Regions from separate parts of the Homo sapiens genome. Here region 1 is linked to region 2. Evidence: read pairs that join two places in POLR2A ChIA-PET (ENCODE). Cell type or tissue: OCI-LY7. All regions are shown on one strand. Each heading gives the region's core, and the rest is flanking DNA. Links, peaks and the distances in the headings are about the cores only. Region 1 overlaps PALD1 (phosphatase domain containing paladin 1). Region 2 overlaps TBATA (thymus, brain and testes associated).

Region 1 (5,369 bases), core at 246-5,245, 260 kb after region 2:
GCTTAGACAGGACGAAGAAATAAACTTCCAAGTTGTGTAAACCACTGTTATTTGGCTTTTCCTATTACTTGCAGCCAAATCTAATCCTGATTAATGCACTCTGTTATTTTTAGGTTTGACCCTCAGTGATCACATGCCACATGGGAACAGGGGAGAATTTATTTCTTTCTCCTCTTGCAGGAGAATGTCAAGTTTCCCTACTGGTGAAAGCCAGGCTACACTGTGGGCTGGCAGCTCCACGTTTGGGCGGAGTGACTCCAGGATCCTGGGAGCCCAGGATCCAAGTGTGTGGTTCACAGAACGTAATCCCTGCCCACCAGGGCCTGCAGGATAGCTAAGGATACACACACGAGATGCACACCGTTAGAGCACCATCCACTAACTGCGAGACAGCATGGTGAAGCAGCTTTCCCTGAGTCAGCTGCAGAGATTTCGAAAGTCCCAAGCCGCTAAATGTTTGTTCCACCTTATAGATAGAGACCTGGCCTCTACTGCTCCAAAATGGCAGAGAAAGACCACAAGCCTCTCTGCATCTGGAGGGCAGTCTCTCCTTTTCCCTCTAGGGAGCCTTCTGAGACAAGGAAGTCCCTGGGAAGCGAGAAGGTGTTACCTGGATGGGAGGGACCCTGCCCTGTTGGTTCTTTCAGGAAGGAGCAGAGGGAGGGGAGTGTAACAATTAGGAAGGAGCTGGTCAACTCACGGAAAGGCAATGCCTTCTTCTGAAAAAGGCTGGCTCCTGTCTATCTCTAGGTTCCATGCAGCCAGGTGTTGGGGGCAAATGCCTTAGGGAGGGGGGCCCAGGGAGAATAGGGTTAAGAGTATCTGGAATGCTCATGTGCTCACTTCCAGGAAGTCAGGCATTTGGACATTTCAAGGTCAGCAGAAACTCAGAGTGGCCTAAGACCTCACCCAGTGCTCTGCCCTGCTGACACTCTCCTGGCTGCCACCAGGGACTAGACCCAGAGTGACAGTGGGAAAGCACACTTCAGCCCCACTTCCAACCTCCAGCAATCTCCCAGGTACCTAAAGCATCATTTCAAGGAGCTGGGGAGAACCATGACCTGGATTCTGGGCATCTGTCTCCATCCCACCCACCACTGTGGCCTCCAGTCTAAACTCCTTTGCCCAGCACTCAAGTACCCCCTTAGGCACCCTCATCTCAACACCATGAATTTGCCCCACACATCCCCAATATTTTAGGCAAATCCAGATCCCAGCTGCCCCGTAGTGTTGAACAGGAAAAAAAAGCCCCACTAGAAGTTTTCCTCCAGCCCTGACTTTCCAAGAGTTCGGCACAGCCCACGCTTATTTCCATCTGGACGAGATAGATGGGTGGTTTTCAGACATTTCAGCGGCTGAATTCTTTGTGCAAAATCAATGTTTCCTGAAAGCCCTGTGTGTCCAACAGCCAGGAGCAGAGCTGGTGTACTGGCTGCACGCTCAGAAGAAGCTGCAGCGCTTCCTGCCCCCAGACCCAACCTGTGCCCTCCTAGAGAGAAGTTCCAGAGCTGCCCCACAGAGCTGCTCAAGGCCCTCAAGGTCCTCCCAGGACCTAAGGCCCTTCCCTGCCCTCACCCTTGTGGGTCCCACAACCAGGCACGCCAGGCCACCCTCACCCCCTTCAGTACATCCATCAACATCCAGTGGAAATGAATGGGCCTCCTGCTCCAAGCCAAGCAGCACTCAGCCTGTGCTCCACCCAGCCTGGCCCTGACCCCGGTGGCCTGGTGTTTCCTAAGTACATGCCTCACCTCCCCACTCTGGGTCTGATGTTCCTTCTGTGGGGCAGCCCTACTAACAGGATTCAGCCCACAATAGTTGTAGATTCCAAATGCCACTTTACCAAGTGCATTTCACATTGGAACTTCAGGACAACCTTATGAGGAAGGGAGAAGCACAGGGCAACTGTCCCATCAAGCAGGTGAAAAAACAGGCCAGAGAGTTCTCTACAGTACAAGACAGAGCCCAGCCTCCGTTTCCGCAGCTGGCTCTTCCTGCACTTCACCTGCCACTCCCTCATTCCTCCACTGAAGCCACCCCAGCTTTCCCAACGGACACTAGGAAGCTTAGAGCAGGGACCGGCAGGGGGCAAAGAACACGTGGGACCCAGGGGGAGAGTACCCCTTCCGGAGCCATGGCCTCTCACACGCCCCTGGCAGCCAGATGCCCAGGGTGAGTAACAATGGAGCTAAAAATAGGGCCCGACTCTGGGGGACGGCAGAGGGCCGAGTGGCCAGCTGGAGGAAACATCTGCCTCAGCTCAAGAACAAATACAGAGGAAGCTGCCGTGCTGCAGGGTTCCCCTACTGTGGGTGCAGAGCACATGAAACGTCCAGGTCTGTACCCAGGGCAGGGGCTCAGACCAGCCCTTCACCTGCCCTGGGCCTGGTCCCGCAACTCCCACAGGCCTGCACACACACACACAGGTTCCGCAGCTCCCACAGGCCTGCACACACACACACACACACACACACACACACACACGCCATACAGAGTCGAAACCCACCCTGGGCACCCACGTGTATCTTAGAGTTGAGAGCCAGAAGTACCTTTGAGACCCAAGTCTGACCCTTTCATTTTACAAAGGAGGAAACTGGGGTCCACGGGTGGCCGGAGACCTGCCCACAGTCACAAGAACAGTGGGTGGTGGCGTTGGGACAGGGTTCTCCTGCTCCTCACTCTCTATGGCACCTCGTGCTCATGCGCATCACTGGGCACGTCCAGCTGGGGCCAGTGACCCTGCTTCTGAGGAGGCAGATTCTACCTTAAGCATATCAGCTGGACTCAGGGCGCAGCATGTGGCAGTCCAGGAGCACGCTGGGCTGGCCCAGCCCTTCTCCAACCTGCTGCTCCCCAACTCCCATGCCCTAAACTCCAGCCAGTGCACCTCCTCACAGTCCCTAGAATGGGCACCATCAACAGGCCTTGGCAAATAATCAACATCAATAACAAAAATAATAAGAAAGCCGAGGAGCATCTTACTGGACCAGGGGGTGGGAGCAGGGTGTTTTGCAGTCTGTTGATGGCAGAAATGTTGCCTTTGAAGATCCTTGACATATTCCATAAACAACAAGGCTGGGCCGTCTCTCAAATGGTCTGGCCCAGCCAGTTTTCCTCCAGCGACAGAAAAGATGCTGCTGTTTCTTCCGTGGAGCAGCGAAGTTTGAGGGCCACACACCAGCCCCCCAATCACTCATTCCACATCTTCCTGACTGGCTCAATCTTCTTGTCCAGCCCACTCCCTGCATCAGGAGGCTTCCTTATCCTCCCCTCCGTGCCTTCCCACCACAGGGGTCTCCCTGGGGACCCACCAGGCAGGACCTGGTGCTGGCCTTCACTGGCATCCTCAGGGCCTGGCCTGTGCTTGGCACAAAGGAGCCACTTGGATAAACAAAACAGGGAAAATTTTTTTAAAACAATAAAAAGCTAGCCTGGGCAAGATGGTGAGACCTCATCTCTACGAACACATACATACACCACACACACACACACACACACACACACACACACACACACACGCACACACAAAACATACAAATGTAACAATTAGCCAGTGTGGTGGTATGCACCTATGGTCCCAGAACTTTGGGAAGCCAAGGCTGGCGGATAGCTTGAGGCCACAAGTTCGAGACCAGCCTGGGCAACGTGGCGAAACCCCATCTCTACTAAAAGTACAAAAATTAGCCAGGCAAGGTGGTGCACACCTTCGGTCCCAGCTACTTGGGAGGCTAAGGTGGGAGGATCACTTGAGCCCAGGTCAAGGCTGCAGTGAGCTGTGATCGCACCACTGCACTCCAGCCTGGGTGACAGAGCAAGACCCTGTCTCTAAAATTTTTTGTTTGTTTGTTTGTTTTTTGAGACAGAGTTTCGCTCTTGTAGCCCAGGCTGGAGTGCAATGGCACTACCTCGGCTCACTGCAACCTCCTCCTCCTGTATTCAAGCGATTCTCCTGCCTCAACCTCCCAAGTAGCTGGGATTATAGGCACCCGCCACCATGCCCGGCTAATTTTTTTTTTTTTTTGTATTTTTAGTAGAGACGGGGTTTCACCATGTTGGCCAGGCTGGTCTTGAACTCCCGATCTCAGGTGATCCATCTACCTCGACCTCCCAAAGTGCTAGGATTACAGGCACGAGCCACCGTGCCTGTCCTAAAAAAATTTTTTTTAATAGAAAGATAATTTTTTTAATAGAAAGATAATTTTTTTAAAGGATCAACTTTGCAGGTGTCTGTGTTGTGAGAATAAACCAGACAGCACAGATGGGGTTTTAGTCCAGGTCCCACAGTACAACATACAGTCCATAAGTGGCCACCATGTGTTGACTGCCTGAAAGAAAATGCTGGGTGGAAGGCGCTGACCTTTGACCACCCCCACCCCCAGGTGAGAAGGCTAAGGAGGAGGACACATGGAGGCCAGAGGCCAGGGAAGCCCTTTCAGGTCAGAAGGAAGACAGAGGGCTCCTCTCTGAGAGGCAGATTCCACCCATGAGGGAGAGTTGCCTGATTGAGACCCCTGGGTCTCTCGATGAGTCGTGCCCTCCCTGCTGCTCAGAGGGGCAAGTAAAATGGGGCACCTATCAAGTCCCCTGGGCCCTTCACTCACTCCTGAGGACCAAACATGTTAGCACCTTGAGCAGGATTTGAAATCACAAACACTGAATTCTTAACCCAATGGCTTCCACCTCCACTCCCCCAGGCAGTGTCACTCAGGTTAGTTGGGGGAAAGGATAATAATGGCAGCAGGTAACATGTACTGGACTCCAAGAGCGTGCCAGGCACTGTGCTCAGCCGTGCATCTGTCATCTAATCCTACAGTTCTGAAAGCAGGCTCCACAGACCCCAGGGCCCAGCGCCTTCCTTCCAGGGGTCCAGAGGTCAACAGGATTCTCACCGCAGCACTAAGACGTCACTGCCTTTCACTGGAATGACATTTGGTGGCTCAAAAGCCATGAAGGGGGTGAAACTGCTAGAGTCTCAGTAGAACAAGGCAGCAGCCCCAAAATGGGCCGGTCTCACTGTGTTCCCAGAGATATGCACTCGCGGTGACAAAATTCACCAATGTCACGTAAGGGTCCATGATGAGGCAGTAAAAATGATTAGTTTCACTGAATCTTAGCCTTTGGGTACATGTCCATTTGACATTCTGTGTGATAAAACGGGAAGTGCATGTAAGGCCCAAGAATGACACAGAGCTCGTCAGAGTTGGAGCTGACCCAGCCTCTAGTCCAAAGAATACTATTTTTTTTTTTTGAGATGGGGTCTTGCTTTGTCACCCAGGCTGGAGTGCAGTGGCACGATCACGGTTCACCACATCCTCAACCCGGGCTCAAGCTATCCTCCCACCACCTCAGCCTCCCAAATAGCTGGGACT
Region 2 (5,369 bases), core at 252-5,251:
CTCACACATCCACCTGCAGCTCCCAGGTGGGGGCCCCACCTTCCCGGTCCTCTCCTGCCTGCTGTCTCTCCTCCCACTAGAGTACATTGGAGAAGCTCAAGTCCTCCAGATGCATTCAAGCCAGAACACAGAGAAGAAGACATCGAAGCCGAGGGCAGAGAGCTGAGGGGCCCTAACACTTGCACCTGCCTTGCTCAAGAGCAGCCCCAAGGGTTCAGGGGTGTTTCTGTCTCCACCACCTTCACAGCAGTACCTGATTCCCTACCGTGAAAACTCTTACTAAATAAAACCGTCTTCCCTGAGAGAGGACAGTTCTGCTTTCCTAGCAGTGGGAGGCCTGTGCTTGGTTGGGGTCACTGATGCCAAGAGAGAGATGGGCTGCACGGAACCATCCCTACTCCCCACTCCCATGGGAAAGCCCAAGTGCTACCTCCACGTGGGGCTTCCCTGGTCCTTTTATGTTCTAGAGAACTGAAGGGCAGATGGCAGTTGGGGCATCCTGAGAAAGGACTCTGCCCCTCCTGGAGCTGAGACACACAGGACTCTGGGTAGGGTAGAGCAGAGGTCGGGGAACGTGTAGGCCTCCTTAGAAGGATCACTGTTGCCAATTATTGAGTTTCTATTTTTGTGTGTGCTGGGCACAGAGGCAGCGACTTAGGTAAAAGCTGGTGATGAGCACAGTGTGAATTGTTCTATGTGCTTTATATGCAGTACATATCTACACACATGCAGGTGAAACAACTTGTCCAAAGTCCTACAGTTAACAAGTGGCAGAGCCTGGGTGTCTGGCTCCAGAATCCCTGCTCCTAAAACCTGCATTCTGGCCGGGCGCGGTGGCTCACGCCTGTAATCCCAGGACTTTGGGAGGCTGAGGTGGGCGGATCACCTGAGATCAGGAGTTCAACACAAGCCTGACCAACATGGCGAAACACCATCTCTACTAAAAATACAAAAATTAGCCAGGCATGGTAGTGGATGCTTGCAATCCCAGCTACTCAGGAGGCTGAGGCAGGAGAATCACTTCAACCTGAGGGGTAGAGGTTGCAGTGAGCCAAGATCATGCCAGTGCACTCTAGCTTGGGCAACAGAGCGAGACTCCGTCTCAGAATTCAAAACAAAACAAAACAAAACAAAACTGTATTATACTGCCTTACCCACCCTAGCCAAAAGCTGTGGTTACATTTCTGAAATCATAAGATCTAGAGAAGACTCTCTGGGAAGTCCAATGTCTTCCATGACATTTCTGCAAATTCCCTGGAAAATTGGGATGGGAGGAGGCATTGAGGATTTACAAGGTCATTGTCCCCTGTGGCTCTGAGCTGCTATTTTACTGGCTTAGTTAATGAAGTAAGTGGACTTAGTTCCATGGATTGCGGCTCCATTCTATGCTTGCAACACTACCCTACCTTACATTCATTCAGATAGATTCAGTCCCTCTGGATTTTCCCAAACACTCCATTCACACAAAACTTTTCTGTACAGCAGGCTTCAATCAAGATTAGTGATGGATAGGGATTTGCTGTTAAGTAAACAGCTTCACGTTCAACATTAAGCCACCTTGTTTTTAAAGGCCCTCGCCCCTCTTCCACTGGGGTTGTCTCCCCAGCAGCAGCGCATGTAAGAATGATGCGGCCATGTTCAGGAGAGTCTCTAGGCCCTGCTCCCCAAGGTGCTCCCTGTCCTCTTGGGTATCCGAGTGATTTCTCATGGGGGTCAGGATGCCATGGCCACTTCCTGGTCACTCCTAAATTTTCTCTGTCTCCAGGCCCTGGAAGTTCTCTTCTCCCTTTCCCCTGCTTCTCTCCCTGAAGCATGGAGACAGATTTTCCCTTTCATCTTTTCTCTGAAGGCTCTAGGTCCTTCCTGGGACTCAGTCTCCTTAGCCATGGAGGTAGCCCTTGTTCTTGGCTATCCAGGAATGTGAAACCTAGCACTGTCCAACCAAAGCCCCCCATCCCTTCACATAGTGAAGCAGCCTCATTGTCTAGGGTGATACCTAAGGTTTATTGTCTCACAGCCAAGGAAATCAAGGACACAGACACACAAAGAGTGAGGTTAAGAGTGGAAGTTTTAATAGGTGAAAGAAAGAGAAGAGCTCTCTGCTGCAGACAGTCGTCCCAGAGAAATGGGTTGCTGGTTCCATGGTGAAATGCAGGTGGTTTTATAGATGAGGTTGAGGAGGCGGTGTCTGACTTACATAGAGTGGGAAAGATTGGTTGGAGCAGGTGTGCCTTTGCATAGGGCACGAAAAACTGGTTAGGACTAGGTGTGCCATTTGCACAGGGTGAGAATTTCTGGCCACCCTCACCCTAATCTTTTATTATGCAGGCCTCTGCCTGGCCTGCGCCAGGTTGCCCATTCCTTTACTGTACACATGATAACAAAAAAAAGGGAAGATGGAGCCTCCATGTTGGACATGCCTGGCTCCCAGGTAGCCCTTTTCTATTGGCACAGCTGCCATCATTCCCCGTTACAAGCTTCCAGCTTGTTTATCTGTGCTTGCAGCTCGATTTTTCAGGCTACTCTTTGTTAGAAAAAAATAATTATTGGGCTGTTTTTTGTTAAAAGGGAAGCTCTGCTGGGGACTCTTTTACCCTCACTATCTGCCTAAATAATTTCTACCTCCTGTATCAACAGGACTGGTTAGGGGTAGGATAAGCATGTAACCCAAGCTGGGCCAATCACATTCTGTCCTTGGAAATGTTTTTTCGGGGGAAGGAAGGTTGGAGTATCAGAGAATTCCATCATTGTTCCATGGGGACAAAGCCCTGGATACAGTCACACCTGAGGCTCCTGATTCTTCCCCACCCTTCTCCATGTGTGAGGCAATAAAATTCCTTGCCCATCCAATAGTTGATTTTTATGTATATTTTTCTACATAAAATTTACCACCTTAACCATTTTAAAATACACAGTTCAGTGGCATTAAGTAGATTCACATCGCTGTGCCACCATCACTCCCATCTGTCCACAGAATTCTTTTCATCTTGCAAAGCTAACACTCTATGCCCATTAAACAATAACTCCCCATTCTCTCCTCTCCCAGTTCCTGGCAACACCATTTTATGCTCTGTCTCTATGGTATTGACTGCTCTAGGTACCTCACTTAAGTAGAATCATACAGTATTTGTCCTTCTGTGACTGGCTGATTTCACTTAGCATAATGTCCTCACTATTCAGCCATCCTGCAGTATATGTTAGAATTTCCCTCCTTTTTTTTTTTTTTTTTTTTTTTTTTTGACAGAGTTTCACTGTTGTTGCCCAGGCTGGAGTGCAATGCGTGATCTTGGCTCACTGCCACCTCTGTCTCCCAGGTTCAAGCAATTCTCCTGCCTGAGCCTCCCGAGTAGCTGGTATTACAGGCATGCGCCACCATGCCGGGCTAATTTTGTATTTTTAGTAGAGACAGGGTTTCACCATGTTAGTCAGGCTGATCTTGAACTCCTAACCTCAGGTGATCTGCCCACCTCAGCCTCCCAAAGTGCTGGGGTTACAGGCGTGAGCCACCATGCCCAGCCAATTTCCTTCCTTTTTTAGCCAAATGACAGTCTCTTGTATGAATATACCACCTAACGTTTATCCATTCATCCATCAATGGACACTTGGGTTGTTTCCACTTTTTGTCTATTGTGAATAATGCTGCTATGAGAATGAATGCACAAAAGCAGTTGATTTTTGTGTCACATGTGATGAAAAGGATCCACAATAATCTAAGGTCATATAGCTGGTAAGCAGAGGTTTCAGAATTGAAATCCAGATTCACCAAACTACAGGTCCTGGCTCTGAGTGACTGACAAGAGCCCTTGGTTTCTAAACTTGAGCCATTCCCACACCCCATCATGAATTTTGGTATACCTGGTTTTTTCTTTCTCTCTCTTTCTTTCTTTCTTTCTTTCTTTCTTTCTTTCTTTCTTTCTTTCTTTCTTTCTCTCTTTCTTTCTTTCTCTCTTTCTTTCTTTTTTGAGACATGTTCCACTCTGTGGCCCAGGTTGGAGTGCAGCTCACTGCAGTCTCAAACTCCTGGACTCAAGCAATTCTCCCACCTCAGCCTCCTCAGTAGCTGGGACTACAGGCACATGCCACCATGCCTGGCTAATTTTTGCATTTTTGTGTAGAGACAGGGTCTCCCTGTGTTGCCCAGGCTGGTCTTGAACTTCTGGGCTCAAGTGATCTGCCCACCTCCACCTCCCAAAGCGCTAGGATTACAGGTGTGAGCCACTACACCCAGCCTTGTTAGAAGTATCTACCACCTATACGCTTCCTTAATGTTTATTTAAATTTACCTTTCTCTTTTTGCTTAAATAAATGTATGTATTAATCCATTCTCACACTGCTATAAAGAACTACCCGAGACTGGGTAATTTATAAAGAAAAGAGGTTTCATTGACTCATGGTTCCAGAGGCTATACAGAAGGCATGGCTTAGGAAACTTACAATCATGGCAGAAGGGTGAAGGGGAAGCAAGCATGTCTTCACAGCATGGCAGGAAAGAGAGTGAAAGGGGAGATGCTACACAGTTTCAAACAACTGGATCATGAGAACTCACTATCATGAGAATAGCAAGGGGGAAATCTGCCTTCATGATCCAATCACTTCCCACCAGGTCCCTCCTCCAACATTGAGGAATACAATTCAACATGAGATTTGGGTGGGGACACAAATCCAAACCATATCATTCCACCCCTGGCCCCTCCCAAATCTCATGTCCTTTTCACATTTCAAAACACAGTCATGTCTTCCCAACAGTCCCTCAAAGCCTTAACTTATTCCAGCATTAACTCAAAAGTCCAAAGTCTCACCTGAGACTAAGCAAGTCCCTTCCACCTATGAGCCTGTAAAATCAAAAGCAAGTTAGTTACTTCCAAGATACAATGGAAGTACAGGCAGTGGGTAAATGCTTCCATTCCAAATGGGAGAAATTGGTCAAAACAAAGAGGCTACAGGCCCCCATGCAAGTCTGAAGCCCAGAAGGGCAGTCATTAAATCTTAGAGCTCCAAAATAATCTCCTTTGACTCCATGTCTCACATTTAGGCTACACTGAGACAAGAAGTGGGCTTCTAAGGCATTGGGCAGGTCCACCACTGTGGCTCTGCCAGTTACAGCACACTTGGCTGCTTTCACAGGCCGGCATTGAGTGCCTGCAGCTTTTCCAGGAGCGTGGTGCAAGCTGTTAGTGGATCTACCATTCTGGGGTCTGGAGGACGGCGCACTCTTCTCACAGCTCCACTAGGCAGTGCCCCAGTAAGGACTCTGTGTGGGGACTCCAACCCCACATTTCCCTTCTGCACTGCCCTAGTAGAGGTTATCCATGAGGGCTCTGCCCCTGCAGCAGACTTCTGCCTGGACATCCAGGCATTTCCATACATCC

What was found. Peaks named below come from ENCODE experiments on the same cell type or tissue, not always from the same donor. Only the 100,000 strongest peaks of a DNase experiment are listed, where the experiment ranks them.
Region 1: POLR2A ChIA-PET joins it to region 2 with 5 read pairs; 2 of 35 experiments call an interaction of 5 or more read pairs at or near these places.

The regions. Positions count from the first base shown.
Region 1 is chr10:70,505,900-70,511,268 of GRCh38, reverse strand. The region is part of intron 1 of PALD1 (phosphatase domain containing paladin 1); the gene reads right to left. Among named protein-coding and RNA genes, the nearest start is that of PALD1, 30 kb to the right of the region's middle. In OCI-LY7, for the core only: no CTCF peak of the experiment used is centred there; a DNase peak (open chromatin) is centred at 2,238; H3K4me3 peaks cover 913 bases; H3K27ac peaks cover 2,210 bases.
Region 2 is chr10:70,766,173-70,771,541 of GRCh38, reverse strand. TBATA (thymus, brain and testes associated) reads left to right here. Exons shown (of 11, transcript NM_001318241.2): 11 at 81-304. The coding sequence ends at 166. Among named protein-coding and RNA genes, the nearest start is that of TBATA, 17 kb to the left of the region's middle. In OCI-LY7, for the core only: no CTCF peak of the experiment used is centred there; no DNase peak of the experiment used is centred there.